Linked DNA regions of Homo sapiens: region 1 is linked to region 2. Evidence: chromatin contacts called from ENCODE Hi-C data. All regions are on one chromosome and are shown on one strand. Each heading gives the region's core, a stretch centred on a gene start or an enhancer-like site at or near the end of the contact. The rest is flanking DNA. Distances are from core to core; before and after follow the strand shown.

The links. Hi-C counts contacts between places; a loop is a spot of excess contacts on that map. Pooled maps may share reads with other maps.
Region 1: a loop to region 2 is called in a map of aorta, with 2.0 times the contacts of the local background. The contact joins the enhancer-like site here to the promoter of PROC in region 2. A Hi-C loop is called at or near these places in 1 of 168 maps with a recorded cell type or tissue (aorta), 2 of 37 single-sample maps with no recorded cell type and 9 of 50 pooled maps.

What each region holds. Positions count from the first base shown.
Region 1 is chr2:127,554,887-127,562,105 of GRCh38, forward strand. It overlaps MYO7B (myosin VIIB), which reads left to right. Exons shown (of 48, transcript NM_001393586.1): 2 at 4,814-4,854. The coding sequence starts at 4,837. LOC105373609 (a long non-coding RNA gene) reads right to left here. Exons shown (of 3, transcript NR_132317.1): 3 at 5,159-7,092. Among named protein-coding and RNA genes, the nearest start is that of MYO7B, 23 kb to the left of the region's middle. Within about 2 kb of position 5,970, at least 2 of the 41 ENCODE cell types and tissues checked have a DNase peak (open chromatin) inside an H3K27ac peak, as active enhancers do.
Region 2 is chr2:127,413,585-127,419,787 of GRCh38, forward strand. PROC (protein C, inactivator of coagulation factors Va and VIIIa) reads left to right here and starts at 4,843. Exons shown (of 9, transcript NM_000312.4): 1 at 4,843-4,908. RefSeq lists enhancers at 1,804-2,566, 2,947-3,006.

The DNA of each region.
Region 1 (7,219 bases), core at 4,720-7,219, 140 kb after region 2:
TTAAATGATCTTTTGTCTTTCTGTGGTGTCAGTTGTAATACCTCCTGTTTCATTTCTAATTGATTTTTTTTTTTTTTTTGAGATGGAGTTTCACTCTCGTTGCCCAGGCTGGAGCACAGTGGCATGATCTCAGCTCACTGCAACCTCTGCCTCCCAGGTTCAAGCAATTCTCTGCCTCAGCCTCCCAAGTAGCTGGGATTACAGGTGCCCACCACCATGCCTGGCTAATTTTTTGTATTTTTGTTAGAGATGGAGTTTCACCATCTTGGCCAGGCTGGTCTTGAACCCCTGACCTCGTGACCCACTCGCCTTGGCCTCCCAAAGTGCTGGGATTACAGGCTTGAGCCACCGTGCCTGGCCGTCTAACTGATCTTATTTTGATCTTCTCTCTTCTTGGTTAATCTTGTTAATGGTCTATCAATTTTATTTATCTTTTCAAAAAACCACCTTTTTGTTTCATTTATCTTTTGTGGGTTTTTGTTGTTGTTGTTGTTTCAATTTCATTTAGTTCTGCTCTGATCTTGGTTATTTCCTTTCTTCTGCTGGGTTTGGATTTGGTTTGTTCTTGTTTCTCTAGTTCCTTGAGATGTGACCTTCCTTAGATTGCCTATTTGTGCTCTTTCAGATTTTTTGATGTAGGCATTTAAGGCTATAAACTTTCCTCTTAGCATTGCCTTTGCTGTATCCCAGAGGTTTTGACAGATTGTGTAACTATTATCGTTCAGTTTGAAGCATTTTTAAATTTCCATCTTGATTTCATTGTTGACCCAATGATCATTCAGGAGCTAGTTATTTCATTTCCATGTATTTGCATGGTTTTGGAGGTTCCTTTTGGAGCTGACTTCCAGGTTTATTCCACTGTGGTCTGAGAGAGTACTTGATATAATTTCAATTTTCTTAAATTTATTGAGACTTGTTTTGTGGCTTATCGTATGGTCTATCTTGGAGAAAGTTCCATGCACTGAGGAATAGAATGTACATTCTGTGGTTGTGGGGTAGAATGTTCTGTAAATATCTGTTAAGTCCATTCATTCCAGGGTATAGTTTAAATCCATTGTTTTTTTGTTGACTTCTGTCTTGAGGACCTGCCTAGTGCTGCCAGTGGAGTATTGAAGTCCCCGGCTATTAATTGTGTTGCTGCTATCTCATTTCTTAGGTCTAGTAGTAATTGTTTTATAAATTTGGAAGCTCCAGTGTTAGGTGCATGTATATTTAGGATTGTGATATTTTCCTGTTGGACAAGGCCTTTTATGATTATATAATATCCCTCTTTGTCTTCTTTAACTGCTGTTGCTTTAAAGCTTGTTTTGTCTGATATAAGAATAACTACTCCTACTCACGTTTGGTGTCCATTTGCACAGAATGTCTTTTTCCACCCCTTTAAGTTTATGTGAGTCCTTTTGTGTTAGGTGATTTTCTTGAAGGCAGCAGATGCTTGGTTGGTGAATTCTTATCCATTCTGCCATTCTGTATCTTTTAAGTGGCACATTTAGGCCATTTACATTCAACATTAGTATTGAAATGTGAGGTATTATTCCATTCATTATGCTATTTGTTGCCTGTATACCTTTTAATTGCTTTTTTGTTTTATAGGTCCTATGAGATTCATGCTTTAAAGAGGATCTGTTTTGATGTGTTTCCAGGATTTGTTTCAAGATTTAGAACTCCTTTTAGCAGTTCTTGCAGTGCTGGCTTGGTAGTGGCAAATTCTCTCAGCATTTGTTTGTCTGAAAAAGACTGGATCTTTCTTTCATCTATGAAGCTTAGTTTTGCTGGATACAAAATTCTTGGCTGATAATTGTTTTGTTTAAGGAGGCTGAAGATAGGGTCCCAATCCCTTCTAGCTTATAGAGTTTCTGCTGAGAAATCTGCTATTAATCTGATAGGTTTTCCTTTATAGGTTACCTGGTGCTTTTGCCTCACAGCTCTTAAGATTCTTTCCTTTGTCTTGACTTTAGATAACCTGATGACAATGTGCCTAGGTGATGATCTTTATGTGATGAATTTCCCAGGTGTTCTTTCTTGTATTTGGATGTCTAGATCTCTAGCAAGGCCAGGAAGGTTTTCCTTGATTCTTCCCCAAAAAATGTGTTCCAAACTTTTAGATTTCTCATCTTCCTCAGGAATGCAAATTATTCTTAGGTTTGGTTGTTTTACATAATCCCAAACTTCTTGGAGGCTTTGTTCATTTTTTAAAAATCTTTTTTCTTTGTCTTTGTTGAATTGAGTTAATTCTGAATTGGGTTGATTCAGAGCTTGTCTTCAAACTCTGAAGTTCTTTCTTCTGCTTGTTTGATTCTATTGCTGAGACTTTCCAGAACATTTTGCATTTCTCTAAGTGTGTCCCTTGTTTCCTGAAGTTGCAATTGTTTTTTATTTATGCTGTCTGTTTCAATGAAGATTTCTCCCCTCATTTCTTGTGTCATTTTTTTGATTTTCTTAAATTGGACTTTACGTTTCTCTGGTGCCTCCTTGATTAGCTTAATAATTGACCTTCTGAATTCTTTTTCAAGTAAGTCAGGGATTTCTTCTTGGTTTGGACCCATTGCTGGTGAGCTAGTGTGATTTTTTGGGGGTTTTAAAAAAACCCTCATTTTGTCATATTACCAGAATTGTTTTTCTGGTTCCTTCTCATTTGGGTAGGCTATGTCAGAGGGAAGTTCTGGGACTCAAGGCTGCCATTCAGATTCTTTTGTCCCACGGGGTGTTCCCCTGATGTAGTACTCTCCCCCTTTTGTGGTATTGGTATAAAAATAGGCATATAGACCAATGGAACAAAATAGAGAACCCAGTAATAAACCCAATTGCTTACAGCCAACTGACCTTCAACAAAGCAAACAAAAACGTAAAGTGGGGAAATAACACCCTATTCAACAAATGGTACTGGGATAATTGAAAAGCCACATGTAGGAGAGTGAAACTGAATCCTCATCTCTCACCTTATATAAAAATCAACTCAAGATGGATCAAGGACTTAAATCTAAGACCTAAAACTATAAAAATTCTAGACTATAACATCAGAAAATCCCTTCTAGACATTGGCTTAGGCAAAGATTTCATGACCAAGAGCCCAAAAAACAAATGCAACAAATACAAAGATAAATAGGTGGGACTTAATTAAACTAAAGAGCTTTTGCACAGCAAAATGAACAGTCAGCAGAGCAAACAGATAACCCATAAAGTGGGAGAAAATCTTCACAAACTATGCATCTGACAAAGGACTAATATCCAGAATCTACAAGGAACTCAAACAAATTAGTAAGAAAAAAAACCAAACAATCCCATCAAAAAGTGGGCTAAGGTTATGAATAGACAATTCTCAAAAGAAGATATATAAATGGCCAACAAACATGAAAAAATGCTCAACATCACTAATGATCAGGGAAATAGAAATCAAAACTGCAATGTGATACCACCTTACTCCTACAAGAATGGCCATAATTAAAAAATCAAAAAATAAAAGATGTTAGCATGGATGCAGTGAAAAGGGAATGCTTCTACACTGCTGGTGGGAATGTAAACTAGTACAGCCACTATGCAAAACAGTGTGGAGATTCCTTAAAGAACTAAAAGTAGAACTTCCATTTGATGCAGCAATCCCACTACTGGGTGTCTACCCAGGGGAAAAGAACTCACTATTCGAAAAGATACTTGCACGCACATGTTTATAGCAGCATGATTCACAATTGCAAAAATGTGGAACCAGCCCAAATGCCTATCAGTGAACAAGTGGATAAAGAAATTGTGATATCTATGTATCATATATATAGAGATATAGACGTATATATATGATATACATATGTATGATGGAATACTACTCAGCCATAAAAAGGAATGAATTAATGGCTTTCACAGCAACCTGGATGGGATTGTAGACTCTTATTCTAAGTGAAGTAACTCGGGAATGGAAAACCAAACATCGTATGTTCTCACTCATAAGTGGGAGCTAAGCTATGAGGATGCAAAGGTGTAAGAATGATACAATGGACTTTGGGGACTCGGGGAAAGGGAGGGAAGGGGGTGAGGAATGAAAGACTACAAATTGGGTTCCATGTATATTTCGCTGGTGATGCGTGCACCAAAATCCCACAAGTCACGGCTAAAGAGCTTAGCAATAGACCTGGTACCCACCTTGCACTGCTCAGCGCAGGGAGGGGAAGCTGCCAACACTCAGTCAGGGTAACTCGGGGTTTCCTCCTTTAAATGGGACAAGTGGGCTCCTCCCCGCTCCTCCTCCTGCTGGGCCTGGCTGCCTACTTGGGCCTGGCTGCCTGCTCCCTCTAGAACCACCAGGTGCTAAGGACAGGTTTGAAAGGAGGCAGATCCGGGTTTGATTCCCAGCTGTGCTACTAATTAACTGAGTGGCATTTCCTGCATTGAGTCCCATGTCTAAAGTGAGGGAACACGCACATTCTGCAGTGCTGTGAGGCTTAAAGTTGTGTCTATAGCTCCAGTGGCTGCTTACCTGAGCACTTCCCAAGATGTGTGACGGTGACTGGTTTTCATGGATATCTGACCAGTTAAAATTGGGGCTTCTGGATGACAGGGAACCACCTACTCCCTGTATCAAGCCCAGGACTGGGTATGAAATACGTCTTCAATAAAGGTGACATAGGATGAAGAAGCTGAGAACAGCTCTTGCACTTGGGCTAGGACTGTGACTCATTCATCCATTTATTCAGCATTGTTTTTGAGCCAGGTCCCATGCCGGGCACTTAGGGAAGTGTTGGTGAACAAGCCCAGCTCCTGTGCTCCAGGGGCTCCTATTGGGGCTGTGTATGGAGCTGACGTTCTGCTTTCTCTCTCCATACAGGCTTGTGGAACTGCTGACTCAGGATGTCGGGGTTCAGGCTGGTAAGAATTGTATGATTTGATCTAGGGGTTATTGGTGTAAGTTACTCAAGGCCAAGTTGAATCGCTCCCAAGGAAAGAGAGGAAAGGCAATGAGACCCTATAGGAAAATACCAGAGACAGGGGAGTTTAGGAAACACGACAGATTCTAGCATCTAAAGAAAACAAGTTTGGCCAGCCACTGGCCTCGGCAATACATGTATAGTTATGTATAGTTATCCCTCACTTTCATGTAGGGCTTAACATGTCCCTTTGTCTTGATAAAGGGATTTCTTTTCTTTTCTTTTCTTTTCTTTTTTTTTTTTTTCAGACAGGGTCTCACTCTGTCACCCAGGCTGGAGTCCAGTGGCACGATCTCAGCTCACGGTGACCTCTGCCTCCTGGGTTCAAGCGATCTTCCAGCCTCAGTCTCCCAAGTAGCTGGGACCACAGGTGCATGCCACCACACCCAGCTAATTTTTGTATTTTTGTAGGGAGAGGGTTTTGCCATGTTGCCCAGGCTGGTCTCGAATTCCTGAGCTCAAAGCAATCCACTAGCCTTGGCCTCCCAAAGTGCTGGGTGTGAGCCACCTTGCCCAGCCAACAAAGGGATTTCCCAGTTGCCTCATTGCGGCAGTTGCCGGGAGCTCCCCCAGAGAAAACAGGGAACTGGGGAACTGTGGGCATGGGTAGGACTGAAACCCAGGTCTGAATCACCCCTTTGGACTCTGCATCGTGTTCCCTTCACTCAACAAATATTCCTGTGTTCCGGTGGCCAAGAGATGGCTCCTCCACAGGAAGAAAGCAGAGGAGTTTTGCATTTACTGTCAAATCAACAGACCCTGGGGAACTGCCCTGCCCTGGGAGGCAGGGACAGGCCTTGAGAAGCCTGGCGGCGGGGAGTGCAGGGTGGAGAGCTCAGAGGCTGGTGAGCCCAGAGAGCAGAGGCCCCAAACCAGCCTGTGCATCCTTCCCTGCCCTCCACATTTCCACCCTTGCCCCATGCCCTACAGAGTCCAGGAGAGCAGGACAGTGCTGCGAAGTGCTCTTTGATAAGAAAATGCCCCGAATGTTCTCCTCCTGAGTGCAAAGCCACACAGGACATCGTTCCTGGCTGCTGGAGCACACTGCTGCGAGGAGGACCTTCACTACGCAGCGGCCCCTGGTGCTGCCACTAAGCCTGGCAGCATCTGACTCACAGAATGGACAGCCAAGATTGGCTTCTTGTTTTCAGTTACAGAATAGAGCTTAGGCTGTTTTAGTTTGGAGAAAGGACACACATGGTCTAAAAGGTCAGGTTGTGAGCGCTTCTGGTAACTAAGTTGCAAACATGAGAGCGTGGCTCCACTTTGGAGCATGATGTGGTTTTAAGACAAAGCCAAACATTTCACAAAGGAATATGCCACGGGATGCATCAACGCCAAATGTCCCTCTGGGAATGCGACTAACTGCAAGCAGAGTTTAGAAAAACACCTCTTGGGGCCCTATTACTCACAATTACAATTGCAGGCCTGCTCTGTCTTCAGAGATTGTAAGTCTTTGAGAGGAGAGTAATTTTTTTTTTTTTAGACAGAGTCTTACTCTGTCACCCAGGCTGGAGTGCGCAATCTCGGCTCACTGCAACCTCGGCCTCCCAGGTTCAAGCAATCCTCCCACCTCAGCCTCCTGAGTAGCTGGGACTACAGGCACCCACCACCATGCCCAGTTAATTTTTGTATTTTTAGTAGAGACAGGGTTTCACCACGTTGGCCAAGCTTGTCTCGAACTCCTGACCTCAGGTGATCTGCCCACCCGCCTCGGCCTCCCAAAGTGCAGAGTGGTCATGTTTTTAATGAATAAGTCTTTCAGAGGGCCCATGTGGTTGTTGAGCCCTCTGTGGTGCCCTCTGTGCTGGACACTATGCGGGGTCCCTGCCATAGGGCATTCCATCTTCACAGCAGCCCTGTGAAGCGGGCCCTTTCAACAGATAAGAAAGTTAAGGTTCAGAGCAGTTAAGTGACTTTCCCAAGGCCGTATAACTCCTGTAATATAGAGTAGAGATTAGAACCCAGCCGGACTGTCTGACTTCACTGGGGCTTGGACTGCCATAACAAGGTATCACAGACTGGATGGCCTAAACCACAGACATTTGCGTTCTCACAGTCCTGGAAGCTGGAAGTCCAAGGTCAAGGTGCCTTTAGGGTTGGTGTCTGGTGAAGCCTCTCTTCCTGGCTGGTAGATGGCTGTCTTCTCATCTTATCTTCACATGGCCTTTCTTCTGTGCTTGGGGGTGAGGAGAGGGAGAAAGAAAAAGAGAGAGAGAGAGAGAAAGGGAGAGAGAGAGAGCGTGCATGCATCTCACTCTGGTGCCTCTTCCTTTTTTATAGACACCAGTCCTGTTGGATTAGGA
Region 2 (6,203 bases), core at 3,593-6,092:
AGAGGAAATTTTTGCAAAATACTTAGCTGACAAAGGGCTTGTTACTAGGATACATACAAATTCTAAAAACTCAATTTAAAAAACCCTCAAAAACAAAGAAACAAACAAAAAACAGCCCAAAGACTTAAACTGGCACTTCACCAAAGAAGATATAAATAGCAAATTAGCACAGGAAAAGATGCTCAAAATCACCAGAGAAGAGGGAAATGAAAATTAAAGCTACAATGAGATACCACTACACATCTATTAAGAAGGCTAAAAATTGAAAATTAAAATTAAAAAACAACCGACAACACCAAATGCTGGTGAGGATGCAGAGCAACAGGAACACTCAGACATTGCTTGGTGGGAATGCAAAATGCCACCACCACTCTGGAAAAGTTTGACTTTATTTTTTTTTCCCAAAAGTAAACACGTACTCACCACATGACTCAGCAATCTTATTCCTAGATATTACCCAAGAGAAATGAAAACATATGCCCACACAAGGACCTATACATAAATGTTCTAGCAGCTTAATTTAATGATAGCCAAGAACTGGCAAATGGATAACAGATTGTGGCACATCTATATAATGGAGCCCAGTCAGCAATAAAAAGAAATAAAGTACTGATATAGAATTCCACATGAATAAATCTCAAAAGCTTTATGCTGAGTGAAAGAAGGTAGTCTTAAAAAGCTATGTACTGGTTGGGCACGGTGGCTCACGCCTATAATCCCAGCACTTTGGGAGGCTGAGGTGGGCGGATCACTTGCGGTCAGGAATTCAAGACTAGCCTGGCCAACATGGTGAAACTAAAAAATACAAAAATTAGGCAGGTGTGGTGGCGTGTGCCTGTAATTCCAGCTACTCAGGAGGCTGAGGCAGGAGAATCACTTGAACCCAGGAGGTGGAGATTGCAGCGAGCTGAGATCACACCACTGCACTCCAGCCTGGGCAAGAGAGCAAGACACCAACTCAAAAAAATATATATATGTGCTGTAGGATTCCCTTTATATGCTATTCTAGAAAATGCAGATTATAGAGATAGAAATCCAATCAGTGGTTGCCAAGAGTTGGGGTGGAACACAGAATTTCTGAGGGTGATGAAAATGTGTATATCATGATGTGGTGGTGGATGCACTATAACATACATTTGTCAAAACAAGCAGAACTGTACATTTTTAAAGTGTGAGTTTCCCTGTGTGTAAATTATACCACAATAACCTGACAACAACAAAAGAGAGAGACGTTGGACTGCATCCATCCCACTCCACTTCTTACCAGGGAGCTCCCGGGAGCCTCTCTAGTGTCTGTCCTCCCTGCCCTGCCTGGGGTGGGCTGAGCAGCACAGCGTCCCTGCAGAGAGAATGGAGAATGGGCAATGCCCACACAGGGGAGTGGCATGGGGTGAGAAGGAACCTTAGTCCCGTCAGCCCTGACCACCAGCCCATCTCTCATCACTGTTCAGCAGAGTGAGCTCAAGTTGGGTTTCTGGCATCTATTGGCAGAGCCAGGGCCAAAACGCAAGGGGTGGGGAGTGTTGTACAGGTTAGGGCTGACTGAATGATCAGCCCTAATCTGTACAACGGATCTGTGCAGTCTGAGCTTCCACACAGCAGCAGCTGTCCTTGACCCCTTCCCCTCCTAGTCGGCCCCTCCCTGACCTTCCCAGGCCTGTGGGAAGTCCTGTTAAGTCCCAGGCCATGTCCACTTTGTATAAAATACTTAAAAATAAGGCCAGGCACAGTGGCTCCCGCCTGTAATCTCAGCACTTTGGCAGGCTGAGGAGGGAGGATCACTTGAGGTCAGGAGTTCTAGAGCAACACAGCAAGACCTCCTCTCTCCTAAAAATTTTTAAAAATCAGCTGGGCGTGGTGGCACGGGCCTGTGATCCCAGCTACTGAGGTGGCTGAAACAGAAGAATCGCTTGAGCCCAGGAGATCTAGGCCGCAGAGAGCTGTGATCCCGCCACTGCACTCCAGCCTGGGTGACAGAGCCAGAGAGACCCTGTTTCAAAACTTTTTTAATTAAAAAATTAATAAAAGATTTAACGTGACCCTTATAACAGTCACCTGAGACGGACGCTGACCCCATTTTACAAATGTGGACATTGAGACACAGGGAAGTTAAATCCCCCTGTCAGAAAAAGGCTAGCGGAGGTTTAAGGCCGTGGGAACGTGACTCCAGAGCTGAGGGCTTTGGAACCCCGCCTGCTCCGGTAGTTGTGGCTGGCCTTGCCCCACACACATTTGGTTCTAGCTCCTTTGCTTGGGTCTTCATCCATGCAGCGAATTCCTTAGCCACAGGTGTCCCTCTGCTCTCTAACTCACAGCGAGCTCGCTGCCCAAAGTCCTGCTCCGGCTTCCTGGGTGGACCTGACCGCGTTCGGGTGCACGTGGGGCGACTCACACCTGACAAGTAAAGCGGGTGAGGCCGCGCCTGTGAAGGGCGCCTGGCTCCTCCGCAGGAGCGGTGCGGCGCGGCGCCCCCGGCTGGAACCAGGTGTAACTGCAGAGACCCTGGGATCGCAGGAACGGCTGGCGGCAGGACTGTCCCTACCTCGAGAAGGTGACGGGGTTTCCTGCGCTGCCAGCCGATGAGGCGGCCGTGACGCAGCCCGCCGTGCAGAGTCCCCGTCGGCCGACAGGCGTGCAGAGCTCTGCAGAGGACCCTTCCGCCCTCTGGGCAGCCTGCCAAGCCGTGGCACCCCCAACCCCCAGCACTGGGCACTTGGGAGCATTGCAGCCGCCCTGGCTCGTACCGGTGCCGGTGCTTTGGGCACCTGGGCTGGTTTGGACATGGGTGCCCCGGGCAGAGTCCATTTATGCAGGTCAGAATCAGTGTGTGGAGCCTGCATAGACTTGCCCTGGAGCGGCTGCCTGTGCTGGGGTGGGGAGGAGTAGAGGGCGAGAAGTTGGTGGGGAAGGGAAGCGGCGCCAAAAGAATACCCACAACATCTTGCACCTGGAAGGCAAAGCAGAGGGCAGTGATCTCTGCAGACTTGCGGGGGCGACGCCTGAAGCAAACAGGGACATACAAGCTGGTGCCTTCTGTGGTTGTGCATGGGGTCTTCATGCTTCCTGTCTGAGTTCCCAGAAGCTTGTCTCTGCTTTTCTAGGCAGCTGCCACAGCCTGTCACAAACAGCTCCTGGTTCTCCACTTCTCATAGTCTCGATTTCAAAATCCATTGCCTCACCCTCCACCTCCTCTCCACCTCCACCCCTCCTAGCACCTCCTGACTGCTTGTGTTCTGTGTCTCCCCACTGTCTCCCAACCTGGGGTGGGGTTGGGGGGGATGTCTTTCCTCCTGTCTGCTCTTTGATGTCCAGCTGAAGTGTCACCTCCTACAGGCAGCCTCCCCTGGCTATGCCAGCTTGTACTGATTGCCCTCTCCTCTGAATTCTGTAAGCATTTCCTATGTGTACCTGCCCCTGGGCAAGGTGGGCCTGACTTGTTAGAGTGTTAGAGTTTTACCCTGTTCCTCTAGGAGGGCCTGGTACCACCACAGCCCAGCATGGTGTGGTGCCTCAGCAGGAGGCATCTGGTTACAATCAACACAAGCTGTTCCAGCCAATTTAAAGAAACTTCAGGAGGAATAGGGTTTTAGGAGGGCATGGGGACCCTCCTGCACCCGAAGCCAGGATGTGCCACCAATCATAAGGAGGCAGGGGCCTCCTTCCGCTGCTCCCTGGGACTCTCTAGGTGTCCGTGGCCTCAGTCCCCCTCTGCACACCTGCATCTTCCTTCTCATCAGCTTCCTCTGCTTTAAGCGTAAACATGGATGCCCAGGACCTGGCCTCAATCTTCCGAGTCTGGTACTTATGGTGTACTGACAGTGTGAGACCCTACTCCTCTGATCAATCCCCTGGGTTGGTGACTTCCCTGTGCAATCAATGGAAGCCAGCGAGGCAGGGTCACATGCCCCGTTTAGAGGTGCAGACTTGGAGAAGGAACGTGGGCAAGTCTTCCCAGGAACAGGTAGGGCAGGGAGGAAAGGGGGGCATCTCTGGTGCAGCCCGGTTCGGAGCAGGAAGACGCTTAATAAATGCTGATAGACTGCAGGACACAGGCAAAGGTGCTGAGCTGGACCCTTTATTTCTGCCCTTCTCCCTTCTGGCACCCCGGCCAGGAAATTGCTGCAGCCTTTCTGGAATCCCGTTCATTTTTCTTACTGGTCCACAAAAGGGGCCAAATGGAAGCAGCAAGACCTGAGTTCAAATTAAATCTGCCAACTACCAGCTCAGTGAATCTGGGCGAGTAACACAAAACTTGAGTGTCCTTACCTGAAAAATAGAGGTTAGAGGGATGCTATGTGCCATTGTGTGTGTGTGTTGGGGGTGGGGATTGGGGGTGATTTGTGAGCAATTGGAGGTGAGGGTGGAGCCCAGTGCCCAGCACCTATGCACTGGGGACCCAAAAAGGAGCATCTTCTCATGATTTTATGTATCAGAAATTGGGATGGCATGTCATTGGGACAGCGTCTTTTTTCTTGTATGGTGGCACATAAATACATGTGTCTTATAATTAATGGTATTTTAGATTTGACGAAATATGGAATATTACCTGTTGTGCTGATCTTGGGCAAACTATAATATCTCTGGGCAAAAATGTCCCCATCTGAAAAACAGGGACAACGTTCCTCCCTCAGCCAGCCACTATGGGGCTAAAATGAGACCACATCTGTCAAGGGTTTTGCCCTCACCTCCCTCCCTGCTGGACGGCATCCTTGGTGGGCAGAGGTGGGCTTCGGGCAGAACAAGCCGTGCTGAGCTAGGACCAGGAGTGCTAGTGCCACTGTTTGTCTATGGAGAGGGAGGCCTCAGTGCTGAGGGCCAAGCAAATATTTGTGGTTATGGATTAACTCGAACTCCAGGCTGTCATGGCGGCAGGACGGCGAACTTGCAGTATCTCCACGACCCGCCCCTGTGAGTCCCCCTCCAGGCAGGTCTATGAGGGGTGTGGAGGGAGGGCTGCCCCCGGGAGAAGAGAGCTAGGTGGTGATGAGGGCTGAATCCTCCAGCCAGGGTGCTCAACAAGCCTGAGCTTGGGGTGAAAGGACACAAGGCCCTCCACAGGCCAGGCCTGGCAGCCACAGTCTCAGGTCCCTTTGCCATGCGCCTCCCTCTTTCCAGGCCAAGGGTCCCCAGGGCCCAGGGCCATTCCAACAGACAGTTTGGAGCCCAGGACCCTCCATTCTCCCCACCCCACTTCCACCTTTGGGGGTGTCGGATTTGAACAAATCTCAGAAGTGGCCTCAGAGGGAGTCGGCAAGAATGGAGAGCAGGGTCCGGTAGGGTGTGCAGAGGGCCACGTGGCCTATCCACTGGGGAGGGTTCCTTGATCTCTGGCCACCAGGGCTATCTCTGTGGCCTTTTGGAGCACCTGGTGGTTTGGGGCAGGGGTTGAATTTCCAGGCCTAAAACCACACAGGCCTGGCCTTGAGTCCTGGCTCTGCGAGTAATGCATGGATGTAAACATGGAGACCCAGGACCTTGCCTCAGTCTTCCGAGTCTGGTGCCTGCAGTGTACTGATGGTGTGAGACCCTACTCCTGGAGGATGGGGGACAGAATCTGATCGATCCCCTGGGTTGGTGACTTCCCTGTGCAATCAACGGAGACCAGCAAGGGTTGGATTTTTAATAAACCACTTAACTCCTCCGAGTCTCAGTTTCCCCCTCTATGAAATGGGGTTGACAGCATTAATAACTACCTCTTGGGTGGTTGTGAGCCTTAACTGAAGTCATAATATCTCATGTTTACTGAGCATGAGCTATGTGCAAAGCCTGTTTTGAGAGCTTTATGTGGACTAACTCCTTTAATTCTCACAACACCCTTTAAGGCACAGATACACCACGTTATTCCATCCATTTTACAAATGAGGAAACTGAGGCATGGAGCAGTTAAGCATCTTGCCCAACATTGCCCTCCAGTAAGTGCTGGAGCTGGAATTTGCACCGTGCAGTCTGGCTTCATGGCCTGCCCTGTGAATCCTGTAAAAATTGTTTGAAAGACACCATGAGTGTCCAATCAACGTTAGCTAATATTCTCAGCCCAGTCATCAGACCGGCAGAGGCAGCCACCCCACTGTCCCCAGGGAGGACACAAACATCCTGGCACCCTCTCCACTGCATTCTGGAGCTGCTTTCTAGGCAGGCAGTGTGAGCTCAGCCCCACGTAGAGCGGGCAGCCGAGGCCTTCTGAGGCTATGTCTCTAGCGAAC